Regions from separate parts of the Homo sapiens genome. Here region 1 is linked to region 2. A link is a contact called in ENCODE Hi-C or POLR2A ChIA-PET data. All regions are on one chromosome and are shown on one strand. Each heading gives the region's core, a stretch centred on a gene start or an enhancer-like site at or near the end of the contact. The rest is flanking DNA. Distances are from core to core; before and after follow the strand shown. Region 1 overlaps KCNIP1 (potassium voltage-gated channel interacting protein 1). Region 2 overlaps SPDL1 (spindle apparatus coiled-coil protein 1).

Evidence for each region. Hi-C counts contacts between places; a loop is a spot of excess contacts on that map. ChIA-PET counts read pairs that join two places held with the same protein, here RNA polymerase II (POLR2A).
Region 1: a map with no recorded cell type shows a loop between it and region 2 (6-fold over the local background). The contact joins two enhancer-like sites. A Hi-C loop is called at or near these places in 1 of 37 single-sample maps with no recorded cell type. POLR2A ChIA-PET finds 5 or more read pairs at or near these places in 1 of 52 experiments (H1).

What each region holds. Positions count from the first base shown.
Region 1 is chr5:170,610,303-170,616,693 of GRCh38, forward strand. The region is part of intron 1 of KCNIP1 (potassium voltage-gated channel interacting protein 1); the gene reads left to right. Among named protein-coding and RNA genes, the nearest start is that of KCNIP1-AS1, 68 kb to the right of the region's middle. RefSeq lists an enhancer at 1,459-2,195. Within about 2 kb of position 4,534, at least 3 of the 41 ENCODE cell types and tissues checked have a DNase peak (open chromatin) inside an H3K27ac peak, as active enhancers do.
Region 2 is chr5:169,587,927-169,594,325 of GRCh38, forward strand. SPDL1 (spindle apparatus coiled-coil protein 1) reads left to right here. Exons shown (of 12, transcript NM_017785.5): 2 at 468-649; 3 at 3,122-3,298; 4 at 5,428-5,622; 5 at 6,219-6,368. The coding sequence starts at 491. Among named protein-coding and RNA genes, the nearest start is that of SPDL1, 7.4 kb to the left of the region's middle. Within about 2 kb of position 5,150, at least 2 of the 41 ENCODE cell types and tissues checked have a DNase peak (open chromatin) inside an H3K27ac peak, as active enhancers do.

The DNA of each region.
Region 1 (6,391 bases), core at 3,284-5,783, 1.0 Mb after region 2:
TGAGCTATTATATTGACCAAATCCCCATTATAAACACCATCATGTACTTAATAGGCCTTTTTCTTAACTTCCTACTTAGCATACACTCATGAAACCTTCTCAAGGCACAGCTTAATGAAATTAGTTCCAGAGGCACCAAGCTATGTCACCCAGACACACAGCATGATGGGCTGGTTTCATGCTCATGCACACTTCTGAGTAGTGAAAGCCTGGAGAATATCCCAGCATTGCTGTTAGAAGCCAGGACTCTGGAGCCAGGCTGACCCAAATTTGAATCTTAGGTGCACCTTTCATTAACTGAGTGACCTTGGCCAATTCCCTTAATTCCCTCCCTCTGCCTCAGTTTCTTCATGTATAAGAGGAAAATGACTATTTTATGTATTCCATGGAGTTGCTGTAAAAATTCAATGGGCTAACAGACCGTATGCTTAGTATGGTGCTTAGTATGCTAATGAGTCCTTATAAATGTTCCCACGATTATGAACTGCTAGAGTGTGTTTCCTGTAGGTAAACCTCCAAGCCATCAAACCTATGTCCATGTCTCCTGCCACCATCTGTCCTGGATGATTATTGTTCAGATGCATATTCCAAACTTACTGAGTACCTAGTATGTGCGGGGTTCTTTCACTTATATCATTTGCCTTTAAACAGCTCTGCACTGTAGTTATTATTACCCATTTTCTGCATCAGGAAACTGAGTTCCCCCCAAAATGAACTGACTTTTCAAAAGTCACACAGGTATTAAGTGCCAAAGCCAGGATTTGATTCCAGGCCTTCTGGCTTGACAGTGGCACTCAAATTCATCAAGTGTTTCTTGAGGATCTTGCAGATATTTTCTCATATTGCAATTCTAGTCTCTGATTTTTTAGCCCCAGCTGGGCAGGAAGGAAGCAGGTGCATCAGTTTTTAGAACTAGAGCAGGACAGATGCTTAGAATGTATCTGGTTCAAGCCCCTAGTTTATAGCTGTGAGAGTCCAGGCTACAAGAGGGACTTGGCTTGCCCTGGACCCAAAGAGCTAAGCAGAACAAATACTCACATTTGGTGCTGCTCATTTCTCTCCCCTGGGCCCCACAGCATCTTCGAAAGGTGAGGTCAATTCCCATGAAAAGTACCACACTACGAAGTGCAGCCAAGGTCCAGAGGGGTATGGCAGAGAGCTTAGGGTTAATTGATTAGAGCAGGAAAAGGTCAGAAGATGTGGAATCATCCACATAGCCCTTGCAAGGAGGTATCACATACATCCACTCAGGGTCGAAGACACAGACAGCATGTGTCTCTCTAGCCTTCCCTCTCTCCTGGAGTCCATAGCCTTGGCTGCCTGCCAGGAACCCGGCACACCCACCTCCCAACACCTCCCAAGCCCACTCCACCTTCCTCAAAGGGTAACCTCTTCCTGACCTAATCGTTTTCAGAGGAAAGAGCAGGAACTTTGGAGTCAGGCCTGGTTTCCTAATCATCATATTGGTCAAAGCAAGTCACACAGCCAAGCCCACAGGCAGTGGGGCTGGGAAGGACAGAGAGAGAAGGGAGAATCGCTACTGAATGACAGTCTACCACACCTATTGTGCAAAGTGCTGGAAGGGAGGATTTGTTCATTCATTCTGTTAATATATATTAACTGAACACGAGCCAGGCACTGGCCTAGGTGCTGAATATGCAGCAGTGAATGAAATAGACAGAAGTACTTTTCCTCCTGGAGTTCATGTTCAAGTGAATAATGGCCCCACACCTCGATTAATCCACAAGCACTTAACTGTCTACCCTGTCAGGTTTCCATATGTGCCAGACACATCATGTCCACAAGAGATTCTCTGCAACCAGCGAGCTCATGGCCCACGGGGAAACCAGACAGACAGACACCCAATGACAACATTGAAGGCTTGCACGCACGAGGGGCCAGAAAACACCCCACATGGAGTGGGTCCCACTCTAGGCCACTCTCCCATCCCTTCCCTTTTCCAAATTTCCTCCCTAGCCACATGCCTTGGTTTCCAGGGCCAGCCAGCTGTGCAAAATGCCTAGCAAGCTCTCAGCAGGCCCCTGCTGGGCACAGCACAGAGAAATTAAGTGCAATTAGCGTAACTAAGCCATCACCAGTAAGAGGCACTTGCTCTCCTGGCGGCTCCCTTTCGGAGACTAATGGGGATGACTAGAGAGGAGGATCCAGAGCCTATGGCTGAAACCTCATCAACAGCTTGGGAGAGTGACAGCCAGCCAGTCTTCTGCCCGCAGGCTGAAGAGGCAGTGCTTCCCAGGGTGAGCCAGAGGTCAGGAATCAGAAGGCCTCCCCAGAGCTCGCTCCCATTTTCCTGAGTCTAGGAAGATGGAGTAAATTGGTTTAATGGAGTGGAGTCCCGTTGTCATGGTGGCAGGAGGAGAACAGACGGATCGCCCTGCTCCAGCCTGACAATGTGAGGCTGGGCTTTTAGCAAATGTGGCCGGCTGTAATTCAGAGAACTCAATTTGACCCATGCTGTATCTTCTTTCAGATAATGGCCGTGTGTCCTGCCCTTCCCCCAAGTGGGGCAGGCTAGAAACCTCTAGTGGACTCCTCACCCCCTCCCAAGACCCAGTCAATCTATAGGGCCCGCTGGTTCCTTCCCCCAGGTCTCTCCTCTCTCCCTGGATTGTGGCAATAGCCTCCTGAAGGTTCCTCTGCGCCCCAGGGCTAAGTCCTGGTCCCATCCGCTCTTCACATACACACACCCAGCATAGCACATTTTTCTAGAACTCACACCTGAACGTGCCTCTCCTCTGTTGAAGACATCCCCAGAAGCTGATCCCTTTGTTCCCAATGCCCTTCCACCCTGTCTCCACCTGGCATATGCCTGTGTTTCCCTGAAATTCCAGCTTAAATCTCTCTCCATGTTTGGCCTTCTCTGCCTCTTGCTGGATTCCTCATCTCGCCTCCCACCGGTTTTGCATGGATCCCTGCCACTACCTGTGTGTGTCCATCGCTCCATCCATTGAGCCTGTGAGGGGAAAGCCTATTTAATTCATTGTCACATCCCTTCCCTGGAGACAGAGTAAAATAGCTAATAATTAGACAAAACATTAATTGAGTGCTTATTTTATGTCAAGTGTGATTTGAGGACTTTATATGCACTAATTTATTTAGCTTCCCAAAACTCCATTAATAGGTACTATTAATGCCCCCTACTTGAAAGATTAAGCAACAGAGGCATGAAAATAATAAAGTGATATGTCCAAAACTACACAGCTAATAAGTGAGAGAGCCAAGATTTGAACCTGAAGGAGATGGGAGGGAGAGAAATAGTTGGGGAGACCACAGGGAAAGGAGGAAGAAGAGAAGGGAAGAAAAGGAGGCGGGGAGGGCCGGGAGCTGGAAATGTACCTTTGTATTTTAAGTCATTGAGATTTGGGGGTTGTTACTGTCACAGATCCTAGCCTGTTCTTACTAATAAAATAAATAACTAAATTTATAAAGAAGTGTCAGAAAAAAAGGTCATATTAGACCACGAAGGATGACAAAGAGCTTCTTAAAAAGGGAACTCAAGGCCCAAACATGGGTATTGTTGTGTCATGTGAATCCTTCACAGGGGCCACTTGGTGTCTGTGTGGCTGGCTCTTTGTGGCCCTGGAGAGGGAACAAGCATGAATGCATCAGTGGCTTCCAGCCTGAACAGAATAAGTTCAACAAGAGATGGCCCCAGCTCCGGTGTCTACTGGGGAGGTGATGAAGTGAAGTGTTCAATTCCTGCATAGCCACCAACAAGTCCCTGGAAACACAATTGTTGAGGATGTGTCCCTCGGGGAGGCATGGTTCATCTGGCTGTGTCACAAAGCAGATGGGAACAGCTGGCGAGGAAGGACTGCCTGTCCTGGGAATTGCCCTAATCATCTTCCTAAATATTGCCGCAGCCAGGAGGAAAGCCTGATTCCCTGCAGATGGGGCCATTGACAGGATGCTACTGGTCCGGGTTGGGAGAAAAGGAATGCTGTAAACACAGTCAGCCCATTCGGCAGGCAGTGGAAGCTGTCTGAGGCTTCAGGGCCCCCTCCTCACTAGGGGCTATAATTCATGCAGTTTCTTATCTGCCAGATGGCCAGGAGGACACATGCATTCCAGTGGTGCCATCTTCTAAGTGTTGGCAGCTTGCCAGTGATCTCAACTTCATTTTCATCATTGCCTTTTGAGACTTTTTGTTCTTAATCACCCCAACCAACCATGAAATTTTAATACCAGAAATATATTCTCTGTTTACATACTTTATGCAAAATCTGTTTTTTAAACGTAAAAAGGGGATTTTTTCACACGTGCATTCCCACAAGAACCAATTCTCTCCCCCGTTGAGAATGCCTGTTGTACACTAAACCTTCAGATAACCATTTTCTGCAATCAGCCCTATCAGATTTGGAGGGAGAGAAGCAACTCACCAGGAAACAAATGCTCTTTGCATTGTTTTGTCTCTTCCCAGAAGCCTCCCATCCACCTTCAGCTGGAGTTGAGCTTTCTAACATCACTGCATTCCTGCACATCCACATTACCATCTTTATGTATTTGATTCCTCCTTGAGGGCAAGGCCTGTTTCTCTGTTGTTTACACCCCCTCTCAGTGCGTGCTGTAAGGTAGGAGCTTCACAGATGGTTAAAGCAAAACAGAACATGGGCCGGGTGCAGTGACTCACTCCTGTTGTCTCAGCACTTTGGGAGGCCAAGGCGGGTGAATCACCTGAGGTCAGGAGTTCAAGGCCAACCTGGCCAAATGGCGAAACCCCATCTTTACTAAAAATACAAAAAATAGCTGGGCGTGGTGGTAGGCGCCTGTAATCCCAGCTACTCGGGAGGCTGAGGCAGGAGAATCACTTGAACCCGGGAGGTGGAGTTTGCAGTGCGCCAAGATCGCGCCACTGCACTCCAGCCTGGGCGACAGAGTGGGATTCCATCTCAAAAATCAAAAAACAAAAAAAGGAAAAAACAGAACATGAAAGCCACTTTCCCACAGCCTGGGCACGTAGCTACTGTGGTGAATCACCTTTCCTGGCAGAGCACACTCAGGAACCGTCAGCTCCAAAAGCACCAAACAGTTTCATTAAGACCGTGGCTCCTTCGCAGAAGCACACGGAACGCAGACTGACAAGCCTGTGATAACATTTTAATGGCCTGAGTTCAGTTCCCAATAAAATACTTAAGTTTCTGCAATCATGGAGCTGGCATTTTCATTAATACTCCTGATTAATTGTCTGTCCTAGGAAAAGGCTCATCACCGTCACAATCCCGATCTTGCTAGTTCCTTGCAGGGAGAATCCCAGCAGCCTGGGCTTTTCCACCAGGTTAAAGCTGGCAAAGGGCAAGGAAGACTCCCTGGCACCTGGTACCCTCCACTTGCCATGGTAACAGAGGATTACAGGCTCTAAGCCCAGCTGCTGTCCTTGCATTCAGACCTCACCACTCATACACTGGGACCTGGAACTACTTAAATTGCCTCAGTTTCTTTATGTGTCAAATGGCGTTTGACACATAAAGCACTAATACTAATAGTACTTACATAATAAGGTTGTTGTAAGGATTAATTGAGTTGGTACAAGTAATGTCCTGGCACGCATCTGGCACATAGTGAGTGCTTCCTATAATAAACAGTAGCTGGGTTTGTTGTTGTTTTACTATTATTTTTCCTCCAGAAAGGCGAGAGTTGCATCAGCCTTGGAAGAGGCAGGACTGAGATGTTTGGGAACAAGACCACTTTCACAGGGGGCAGCCTTTTGAGAAATGTCATGTCTACTTGATAGGGCTTTAAATATGGAGTAGTGGGAATCTGCACATTTGGATTCAAATCCTGGCTTTTCCAATGGCTGATGATGGAACCCTTATAGGCTCAAATCACTCACTTCTCTGAGCCTCCCCAAAAATTGAGAATAACAGTTTTTATTCCATAGGGTAGTTTTGAGAATTGGTAAGATGATCATAAATGTAGAAGGGCCTGGTACTCATAACTGTTTTCTTCATTTATTTATTTAGTCAACAATGTTTTCTGAGCACCTACCCTGGGCCAGGCACACTGAGGTGGGCCTTGGGATTCATCAGGGATCAAAGGGAAAAGGCATCCCATCTCCGTGGAGCTTCACATCATCGTAGTTAAGGTGGATAATGACTGTCTCGACAGATAGGACAGTGGCCAGGACACAGGCCTTCAGTCTGGAGCATGCTTCTCATTTTGAAATAATTTCTTGTTCAGAGTCAGGTTGGAAGGAAGGCCTTGCAGGGGCTGGGTAAGGATGGCGGCATCTCTGCGTTCACGTCTGTGTGCTCACCATGAGAGCCCACCTCTCTCTGGCCCAAGTTTCCTTCTGTAATGTGAAAGAGGTGGGGTTCCATGCTCTCCTCTTCAGCATCCTCCTTAGATACTCAATCTGGCACTCATCAGTTTC
Region 2 (6,399 bases), core at 3,900-6,399:
TCAGGCTGGTCTCGAATTCCTGGCCTCAAGTAATCCTCCCCAGTTGCTGGGATTACAAGCATGAGCCACCATACCTGCTACTATGAGGTTTCTTGATTACTTTTTTGTTATTCCCTTAATTTTGATTATATGGATAGTGGTCCAATTATGAGACCAAACTTACCTTAACATATTGGAAGCTTAGCATACAACAACTGAACAGTTTTCTGATGGTGAACTGTTTAGAAGCAAAATTAAATGTATTCTATTCCACTCTTTAATTTTTGATCCCAAATCAGTAACAGAATTGTCAGAACAGTTCTTGCTCTTGGAACAAGAATGCAAATTTGACTACTTATTAGTCAGGAAGAAAATTTTAATGTTTTTATACGACAGTAGTATTGAGTAGATATGTTTCTTCTGTTATTGATATTATTGCATGGAGTTTTTTGTATAAGCTTAAGTAGTTTTATTTCCTCTATTTACAGTTGGCTAAAAAAAAGAAAAGAACATGGAGGCAGATATAATCACAAATCTTCGATGCAGGCTCAAAGAGGCTGAAGAAGAGCGACTAAAAGCTGCACAGTATGGTTTACAACTAGTAGAGAGTCAAAATGAATTACAGAATCAATTGGATAAATGTCGTAATGAAATGATGACCATGACTGAGGTAGGACTCTGGACTCCTCTGTCTGCAAGAGTGTGCTTAGCTATTGAAGATTTGTCCTGTTTAGCAATTAATAGTAGTAGTAGTTTATTCTTTTCTGAAGATTTTAGATCTAGTTCCCGCCCTGCCCCGTCCCTGTTAAAAAAGAATGAACTAAATGAATTCCTGTTATTCTTTCCACCCTAGTGTATTCAGAGTTTGAAAGATCAAGTTATCATTACTCTCTTTGCCACATTTACTACCAGATTTTGCTTTGTCTGCACACTTCCTAGAAGACCTCACTTGTTTTAGACCTCTAAACATCTAAGTGCCCCATGACACTACACCAAGCCCTTAGTTCCCCCATGAAATCTAGGTTTGTGTTCAACTGCCCACTAATAGACTTCTCAAACTTAACACAGACAGAAGAGTGGATTCCCTGTCCGTTAACCAAATATTCTTTTACGATTTTTTTTAGCTTATTTAGTAAATATAATAGCATTCAGTTTCTTGAACACCAAAAATCTTTATATACCAAAGATTTTTGGTATATTTTTGGTTTCTTTATATACCAAAAATCTAGAACTTTTAGTCAATATCTTCCCTTTATTTCTCACATTTCACTCATTAATAAGTTCTAAGAACTAGACTACAAAGCATGTATCTTTGCTACTGGCACTGTAGTCCAGATCACCATCATCACTCCTAGACAAGTATTGTAGCCTTCTGGCCGGGTTGCCTGCTTCCATTGTTGCCATTCATGCCATTCATTCTTCACTCAGCGTCTAAGTGGTCGTGGAATAACACACCAAAGGTCATGCCACAGCCCTGCTAAAAACCATACAACAGCTTCTGATTTTATTTACAACAAAATCTGAGCTCCATCCTTGGGTTTGTAGATCCCTATGTGACCTGACCCCTGCCAAGCTTCTGACCTCACCTCAAACTGCTTTGCCTTGTTCTTGACTATACTGGTCCTCCCTTATGGGCTTTACACCAGCTATTGCCTTTTTTTTTTTTTTGAGTTGTTTACCCCTCACTGCTCTTGGGTTGAGTCCTCAGATTTCAGCTTTCATTTAAATGTCACTTCAGCGGAGAGGTCAGCCCTTACTATGTAATGTAAAGTTGCCCTGATTCACTTTTTTTTTCTTTTTTCTTTTTTTTTTTTGAAACAGGGTCTCACTCTGTCGCCCAGGCTGGAGTGCAGTGGCGCAATCTTGGCTCACTGCATCCTCCACCTCCTGGGTTCAAGAGATTCTCCTACCTCAGCCTTCCGAGTAGCTCGGGGTTACAGATGTGTGCCACCACATCCGGCTAATTTTTGTGTTTTTAGTAGAGATGGGGTTTCACCATGTTGACCAGGCTGGTCTTGAACTCCTGGCTTCACGTAATCTGCCTGCCGAAGTGCTGGGATTACAGGCATGAGCCGTTGTGCCCGGCCCTGATTCCACTCTTAATTATCTGCATTGCTAATTATCTCTAGATTATAAACTCCATGAGAGAGGGAATTTTGTATGCCTTGTTCACTATCCTGAATGCCTGCCACACGATTATTTCTTAAAAGAATGAATGAATAAATCTGGGTAATTTAGCAAATGCTCAGTAACATATTTAAACTTGAATCTCAACATTGTAAATATGGCAGGTAAAAAATATCTGTAGCAGGTAAAAATAACTAGTGATGGCAACCTTTGTGTTTCTACATAGTACTGTTGTAAACCAAGAACTGAGTGCAAAGTCATAAAGGCAAAGTAAAGATTACAAATATCACTAATAGAAAATAAAACTGTTATACTTAATCATTTTGAGTCATAACTTGTCAAATTTCAGTGTTTAACAGTTAATACTCTTTGTCTTCCTTTAAAATAAAATGGTTTTTGAGGGGAATATTTTATCATTTTTTAAAGCCTCTTGAAGGAGTTCGTACTTGTAACATTTTTAATGTCTAAACTTCCCTGTGAGTAAGCAAAAGCCCTTTTAATTACTCCTTTTGTCTCAGCTCTGCATTCATTCTGATAGACCTTTTGTGACATTTCTCAGATGACTACATTCTGAAAGTAAAGGCTAATTCAGTATTTCTTTTTTTTCAACTATTATTACTACTACATTGTGTTCAGAGCTACAAGTAGAGCATCTCATTATCAAACTAATAATTCTCATGAGGAAAGCTTAAGTGCTGTTAAATCTTTTTTTGTTGTTAGCAGAGATTACTTGACTTGACGTGTTGACATACCATGGAGCACATTTTACTTCCTTGACAAGGCACAGAAGCAGTAAGGTATCCCTTGCATGGGTTTAACATAGTTTCGAAATACACCTCAGGGGTTTATTAAGACTGATTAACTACAAAGTTATTCCAGGTTTAACATGTCTTCGTTATTTGGAAAGCAGCAAATGCTTGAAATAAGAATGAAACAATTGAAGTTGAAAACTGATTGTATGTAATGGCTTTAGGCTATTTTTATGTAATTGAATTGTAATTGAATCTGTTTTCAGAGTTATGAACAAGAAAAATATACCCTTCAAAGAGAAGTTGAACTCAAGAGTCGAATGTTAGAAAGTTTGAGCTGCGAATGTGAAGCTATTAAACAACAACAAAAAATGCACCTGGAGAAATTGGAAGAACAACTAAGCAGAAGCCATGGACAGGAAGTGAATGAACTAAAAACTAAGGTTGGGATATCTGCGTATTTCAGCACAAAATATTCCATATTTATGCAGCCATCTGTAAACTTTAGATGATAAAGATTTTCTTAAGTGTCAGCTTTGCAAAATAGCCAAGATCTAAGTCTTCATTATCTTAATATTGGGGGTGGGAACACTGAGATACAAGAGTTTGTCTAAGGGACTTGTATAAATTATATCCTATTAATTAAATACAATTATTTAATTTTGGTTGCTGGATATTTGTGAAGGTTTAGTTTAGTGACTAGCATGGCCTCCTTGCTGATAGTGGGTACAGCAGCCCCTTGCAGAAAGCCTCGTCTCCTAGCCTTCCCTGCAGTCAGTGGTATGCTTTGTAATTCTGTAAAACAGACCAGTAGTTTCTTACTAGTTAATGTGCATTACAAATGACACTTTATAGTTTGTTTACTGAGGATAAACTAATACATGTGCTCCAGTTCTTACAATAATATTGTGGAAAGGTACCATTATCATTTCCATATACCAGATGAAAGAGCCAGTGTTTAGACAGACTGAGTAAATTGGACACAATTCAAGAACTAGAAATTCTCCATCTAGGTTTGAACTGAGGCTGTCTGACTCCAAAGGCTGTGTTACTGAATCACTACATAGTCTAACAGCATGTTACACTGGCTCCATTTCAAACATAAACGCAAGATAAATGATTGGTCAGTGGTTTTCCCTTTTCCCAGCTAGCCAGTGCTTTCAGGTTGCTTCTGAGGAATCCAGAACTTTTTATCATGGATCTGCTTTGTGTATAGTCTATACTCTGACTTTTCCAGACACTGTCTACCAAAACTTGCCTGACTTTTGTCCTCCTTTCTCAGAAGTCTGTTACCCAATTTTCAGCTTCTTGTATAGCAGCCTCTAAGATTTTTCTTTTTCTGTATACCACCTATACTATTACTTAATTTCTCATTGACTCTCTTTTAATGTTTACTGATTTTAAGAAACATCAATGAAAGTATTTTTTTTTCCTTTTTTTTTTTTTTTTTTTTGAGGCAGAGTCTCACACTGTCGCCCAGGCTGGAGTGCAGTGGCATGATCTCGGCTCACCTGCAACCTCTGCCTCCCGGGTTCAAACGATTCTCCTGCCTCAGGCTCCTAAGTGGCTGGGATTACAGGTGTGCGCCACCACGCCCAGCTAATTTTTGTATTTTAATAGAGACAGGGTTTCACCATGTTGGTCAGGCTGGTCTCTAACTCCTGACCTCGTGATCCGCCCACTTCAGCCTCGCAAAGTGCTGGGATTACAGGCCTGAGCCACTGCGCCTGGCCAAAATTACATATTTAAGCTTGCTTATTTTTTCCCAGTATACACTAAAACAAACATAGCTATCTAAATATACCTTCATGTAATATATAATCATCTTGCATACCACTCTGACAGATAATATCATCCAGCTTGTCTGAAACTAGTCGGATTTGAGGCCCTAATGACTGATAATGATGTGCTTTCTTCCCCCTCTGGTTGTTATTTTTATTTTTGCAATAGTTTTCATCACCTAAACAAAAAAGAGTAATAAAGGGAGTATTCAGGACTGAGGTAAGGCTAATTATAGAGATGGCTTTTTTTTTTTTTTTTTTTTTTGGTGGAGCAAAGAGTACATTAGTGAAATATTTTGTTTTACTGATTTTCTCAAATCACTTATGCCAAAATTTGGATTTTTTTAATACCTTTTCTTCTCTTATTTTTCACATTTAATTCATCAAGTTCTAAGAACTTGACCTACAAAACATCTATGACGCTACTGCCACTCCAATCCAGACCTTCATCATCTCTTTCCTGGACTACTGCTGTAGCCTTCTGACCAGGTTGCTTGCTTCCATTGTTTCTCTTCATGCCAGTCATTCTTCACACAGTAGCCAAGTGGTCCGCATCATAGTGCCTCCAGATTGCTTCTGAGGCATCCAGACCCACCCCGATTACTCATGGATTATTTCTATGTTTATTAAACAAGGTGTGTCACTAGCTGTTAAAAGATGCCTAACCTTGGGCAAATAGGAAACTCCAATAGTATCATCATTCAGTAAGTTTGGTTCAATCAGTTCAATCAGTGATTGTTTTTAGAAAGAAAATAACTTTCAATTTATGACTTTTTTTTTTTTGGCTTTAGATAGAAAAACTGAAAGTGGAATTAGATGAAGCCAGGCTTAGTGAAAAGCAGCTGAAGCACCAAGTAGATCATCAGAAGGAACTCCTCTCTTGTAAATCAGAGGAACTGCGCGTAATGTCTGAACGTGTGCAGGAAAGCATGTCTTCAGAGATGCTGGCTCTTCAAATTGAGCTGACAGAAATGGAGAGTATGAAGGTAATTTTTATGGCATGTGTTTCTCAGGGTTTTCTCTTTTTTTTTCTGGCATATTTTTACATGTTTTGGTAATAATTCTTAAGAGCTAGTTTGAAGGCTGAAACATTTTTTGACCTAACTTGCATCTAACTAATTAAAAAATGGGTTTTTTTTAGGTGGATGACTTCATTCATAATATAGCTTTAGACTATATGATTATGTAAGGCAGCCTTTCTCTTAGATTAATGAAACGTCTGGAAGAATTTAGAGGCATATACTCTGATCCCAGATTTTATCGTAAGAGCCCAGTGTAAAACGTTGGCTCAGTGGAAGTTGAAATGCATGTGAACTTGGTTTTTTCATTGAAAGCTAAGGTTAATTAAAAATTAAAGCCTGAAATTGATAGAGGAAAAAGGGCAGTCTCTAAAGCCATTTGTTTCCTTGTTGAAAAATTTAACAGTAATAGTAATTTCTATTATTTTAGAATGTACCTGACAACTTTTGACTGGTTCTTTAGTTTTAATTTTGGATGTGAACCACAACTGAGATAAACTGAGCAGCTGCCAAATGAAAGATTATTCAAGAGAATTTCCTCCTTTTCAATTCCTGTTAAATAGACCACCCTCAAAGAAGAAGTGAATGAACTACAATACAGACAAGAACAGCTAGAACTTCTTATTACTAACCTAATGCGCCAGGTAGACCGGCTTAAAGAGGAAAAAGAGGAGCGAGAGAAAGAAGCAGTTTCTTACTATAATGCCCTAGAGGTACTATGATTACAGTAACATCATGTTTTCC